Linked DNA regions of Homo sapiens: region 2 is linked to region 1. Evidence: chromatin loops called from intact Hi-C (ENCODE). Cell type or tissue: IMR-90. All regions are shown on one strand.

Evidence for each region. Peaks named below come from ENCODE experiments on the same cell type or tissue, not always from the same donor. Only the 100,000 strongest peaks of a DNase experiment are listed, where the experiment ranks them.
Region 2: a loop joins it to region 1, with 2.5 times the contacts of the local background. A loop is called at or near these places in 9 of 110 quality-filtered maps.

What each region holds. Positions count from the first base shown.
Region 1 is chr10:682,663-685,162 of GRCh38, reverse strand. All of the region lies in intron 1 of DIP2C (disco interacting protein 2 homolog C), which reads left to right. Among named protein-coding and RNA genes, the nearest start is that of DIP2C, 5.8 kb to the left of the region's middle. In IMR-90, a CTCF peak has its summit at 1,378; a DNase peak (open chromatin) is centred at 1,432; H3K4me3 peaks cover 1,064 bases; H3K27ac peaks cover 1,736 bases.
Region 2 is chr10:597,203-599,702 of GRCh38, reverse strand. All of the region lies in intron 1 of DIP2C (disco interacting protein 2 homolog C), which reads left to right. Among named protein-coding and RNA genes, the nearest start is that of DIP2C-AS2, 30 kb to the left of the region's middle. In IMR-90, no CTCF peak of the experiment used is centred here; a DNase peak (open chromatin) is centred at 1,082; H3K27ac peaks cover 2,159 bases.

The sequences.
Region 1 (2,500 bases):
TTTTTTTTTTTTTTTTTTTTTTTTTTTGGGGACCAAGTTTCACTCTTGTTGCCCAGGCTGGGGTGCAGTGGTGCAATCTCGGCTAATTGCAACCTTCGCCTCCTGGGTTCAAGTGATTCTCCTGCCTCAGCCTCTCAAGTAGCTGGGACTACAGGTGCCCGCCACCACACCCGGCTAATTTTTTGTATTTTTAGTAGAGATGGGGTTTCACCATGTTGGCCAGGCTGGTCTCGAACTCCTGACCTCAGGTGATCCCCCTGCCTCAGCCTCCCAAAGTGTTGGGATTACAGGCGTGAGCCACCGTGCCTGGCTGTGTGTGTTACTGTTAGCACATATGAATACGTGTCAAGTACAGAGACATGGTCTTCACACAGCCTGCACGTTGCTGTCGCCAAAGAGGGGATCCTAAAATGATGGCCCAGTGGGAGGTTTGTAGGTTTTGGGGGTGGCTTTTTCAGGACACTTGGCACAAGGTCACAGATATTTGTGGCTTTGGAATGGAGTTCTGCCCTCGGCACCCCCAGCCCTGTGCATTTCTTGGAGGTTCCACCCTGCACAGTGAGGAAGTCACACGCCTGTGTAAGAGCTGACCAGGGGACCACCTTCCAGAGCCTAAGAGAAGGTCCTGAGGACTCTGTACACATTATTTTCATTGAAAAGAAATAGTTTACTCTGAAAAAACAAACGTGGGAAAGCTGAGCTTCATTGAGCCTCACGGACAGTTTGTTGTAACTGAGAGGAGGGTAGGAGGGTCAGTGGGTTCAGGAGGGTGAGGACTTCTTGGCCAGGTAGCGTTGTTACATCTATCTGAAAGTCACAGATAACTAAGTATCAAGTCGTCACAGATATTTAAGTATCCTGAATGAGATGGCTACCTGCATGATGCATTGAAAACATCATTACTGGTTGCGTGCAAGATGCATTGAAAACATTGTGACCTGCACAGTGGCAGCACTGATATGTGTGGGCTTTTGAACGTGTGGACTGGAATGTTAAGAGTCCTTCAGAGTTATGACAATAGTTTGATTTGAATGTTCTTTTCTTGGCGAATAAATGCTATACATCAAATTTAGCCAGGAAGCTAGGAAAGCGAACCCACATGAAGGGCACAGGCCCATAGGCTGCTCCAGGTGCCGTTAGGGGCCCGAGCCACGCGCTTCCCGCTCAGCCTCCTGAGAGCCATGACGGCGTCTCTGTTCTGCCTCACACTGGACTTGCTAGTTTCATATTCTTGTTATGGTTCCGAGGCTACAAGCGGTTGGATTCTGTGAGTCACTGTCTTCCTCCTCCCAGCTGCTTTCAAATGGGTCGTCTCTTTTTTTAGAACTGATTTTTTTTAATCAGTGATTTATGGGGTGAGTTGTAGCGCTCTCCTGAACTGCAGAGGGAGCGCACTGAGGAACCTGGGTTTTGATGCTGTGCACATTGGCTGAGTCACCAGCCCAGGGCCCCGTCAGTCCCATTATTAAGCTCATTTCTTGCTCTTCTCATCGTTACTCAGACGCCTTTAAAAAAGCAAACTCCTGCTTGCCGTCACTGGCTGTTTGGCAAATGGGTGTTTACCCTGGAAAGACGGGCATTTTGTCCTCTGGAACGTCTATGGCGCCCTTTGGTGACGTGGTCGGTTTCTGACCACTCTATCTTGTGGGTGTCCTTCCTGCTTCCACCTTCCCTTCCCGAACGCCTCCACCTCCAGGGCTTTAATCTTCCTTCTGTGTGTGTGCCATGCAGGGTTTATGACTATTGTGCCAAAAACTTGCTACATCTCAAAAGAAGTAATTGCATCCATTTGTTGGTGATGATCATAAACAGTGCCCTTTAAGGGAGACTAATTGGTAAACCCGGCTGCTGTGGGTAGAAAGACAGCGGTGGCTGCGGAACGAGGGCTCCGCCTCTTCGGAGCCTGCACAACCGTCCTGCCTTCTTTCTTCAATATCCAGTAGGGGAGTTAATTTTAATAAGCCCTTGAAAGCAACAAGGCAGGAAAGTGCTAAGACATTGAGTTGTGAGATTTACAATTACAACCAGCAGCCTCTCATTTTCCCTTCGCTGGGGGTTGCTGCTTCGGTTTTGGGCTGCGGGGTATGTTGGTAGTGACATCGGCCCTTTGTGCTGCGCGACTCATGAATTGAGATAACTTTTTACTAAGTGCTTTGTGCAGTAGGTATGAAAATGGGGAAAGAAGGAACACTGTCCAGGGTAGAGAGGCGTGGAGAGATGCTGTGACTGATGGTAGGTCTTTTCTTTTGGGCTCCTGGTTTTAAATCATTTTTTGTTTCGCTAATAGCTTGGAAGATGGTTTTTGTGTCTTAATTCAAAGATTGAAGACTGTGGGCCGGACCCAAACTAATTCCATTGGCATCAGAGAGAGGGATTCTTTACATATTTATCTATAGGCACGATTGATTTTTTTTTTTTGCTGAATTATCTGGTTAGTCAAATCATATATTAGAGAAGTAATATACCATTAAAAATTAAAAAATAAAAAATGTATCTGTAA
Region 2 (2,500 bases), 85 kb after region 1:
AATGCACTGGAGCTCTGGGCTCTGTGGCCCCAGGGGGTCCTCTGTCCACTGAGGGTGCTGGGTTACCTGGAAGGTCCCTCCAGCCTCTGCGATTTTGCCCTTTTCAGGTTAACATGTCGTCATTTTCCTGAACAGCACTGCCTTTCGTTCACTGACCCACGAGTGAACAGCTGGTCAGATGACCACTGCTGCTTCCTTCGACTGGGAAGTGGTGACATGATTATACTTCCATGGAACTTGGTTTGTTCTTGGTCTAGTAAGGGTTCAGTTGTATCTTGATGTTTAATCTGCAACTCTGAATTGGTCTTTTGATTGCAAAGAGATTGCTTGCTGGATTTGTTTCTAAATATTTCATGGATAATAGGAGAAACTCACTTACCTGTGTGTTCCTGTAACGTGTTTTTGCCGGGTATTTAAATGGGTGTCTTAGTAAGCCCTTAGCCCACTTTCTGTGTGTGGTGGATTCATTCTAACCATTCTGTTGAGACCAGAGGATGTGGGGTGCTGTCTCCCTAAACTAGGGGGAAATGGCATTATTCTGCCCTCCTCCCTGGGAACGCTGGGGTTTCTGGGTCTCTAACTTGGCTCCCACGCTGGGAGAGTGGCTGTGGCTTCTGGAGCCTGTTTTGTGAGGGACTGACTCCTTCACTTACTTTATTCCACACGGTCTTCGCCGCTTTATGATGCAAGGATGAGGGAGGTGGGCCCGGGGGCCGTGCCTGTGCCTCAAAGGCTCGATGCAGAAAGTCGTTGTTGGAAGGATGTTCCTTGAGGCAGTCTTTTCTACTTTTAACAGAAAAGTAACTATTCACATGGCTCTATTCTGCTAGTGATGTTTCAAAATAATTGATGCAGAGTTACAAAGATGTCGGAGACACCCATGACCCACTCCGGGCTGGGGCCAGGCCTTCTGCTCAGATGCCTTCAGACCACATTCAGATGCCAAAGATTCTTGCTTGGTTATTCTCAAACTTAAGAGAATCTAAAACACAAGCCACGGTGTGGATTTTCTCTTGAGCTCTCATGCCTTTAATTGCTTTGTATTTGGGGAATGAATGACTTCATCAAGGGGAAAGAATTTGAGGAAGCAGCCTCTGAAGCTAGGAGGGGGTGGGGAGGGGTGGCGTGAGGAGCAGAGGGAAGAGGAGCTGTGGGGGGAGGAGCCAGGCTGGGGCCTCTCCCCATGATGCTCCCCTACCCCTGTCGCGAGGCCTCGGACTGAGACTGACTTTCCCACAGGAAATGCATGTGATGATTGCATGTCGGTTTTGTGGGCTGGCCATATGGATTGAGGGAATGTCCATGTTGTGATTCTTCATTGATTTGAAGGTTGGAAAGGTTTGTGCTCAATGCAGGGGTCTCTTGGTGCGATGGGAAATGTGATCGCAGCTGCCCTCGGGGTGGGAAGAGAGGCCCTTGGTGGCCGGTGCCGGCTTTCACCTTCCTGGGTGAGCTGCCCTTGGGGTGGGGAGGGAGGCCCTCGTGGCCCTTGGTGGTGGCCGGTGCCGGCCTTGGCCTCCCCCAGTGAGTGCTGCTCCATCCCTGGTGTCTCCGACTCTTTGCCTGGCACTTTCCTCGTGGGAGGCCGTGATCCATCAGCCTTGTCCACGCGTGTCCTGCAGACTTGTGCTGACTCTGCAGGTCCAGCGGTGGTTAGAGGAGGCCCTCCTAAACGTTTAATGATGGCGCTGCTGAGTGCATGAAGCCACGTCAGCCCCAGAGTCCAGGTAGGGAACCGTGGGGTAGAGGGAAGAGTGGACAGATGGGTGCTTTCCTTGGCCCCTGGGGGCATGGCCAGGTCCACGTTCAGACCTCCTGGTTTCTCCCGTATTTCCATAAATAGCCAGGAAAGGACTCAGGACCCCTAGGACCTCATGGGTGTAAGCTGTGTCCTCGTGTGGCCCCAGCTGTGGCCAGTGACGTTATTCTCTTTAACCTCAAGCTTATTTTGTATAAAAACATGAAGGGACAGAAGTAGTTCAGGAGCCTCTGAAGACTTACGTAATTGTTAGTAGGCCTACTTTTATGATTTCTTACGTATTAAGAGCAAATCATGAAACAAACTCATTTCTGTTTGAAGGAATCTTTACTGTTCTCATTTTTGTGGCAAGTGACATTGATTCTTTGCATAGTGACAGCGTTAGTGCACTCCTGCCCAGCCCTGCTGCCCAGCGTGTCCTCGGCACACACCTCTGTCCATTGGTCTCCATTCACCAGGTCTCCATTCACCTTTCCACCTAGAATTGTAGGGGGGCACTGGGATATTGGGGCTAGAAGGAAACTCTGAAGACCACTTCTAGGGGCAGCTTAGTCAGGGCTCTCCAGAGAGACAGAGCCAGCCCGGTGTGTGTGTGTCCAGGGGGAGGCTTGCTGCAGGGGCTACGGAGGCCAAGAAGCCCCAGGACCCACTGCCTGCAACCTGGAGGCCTGGGAGGGTGTGGCTCAAAGGCTTGAGAAGCGGAGGGTGCAGATCCCACCCAGGTCTGAGGAGCTGAGACCC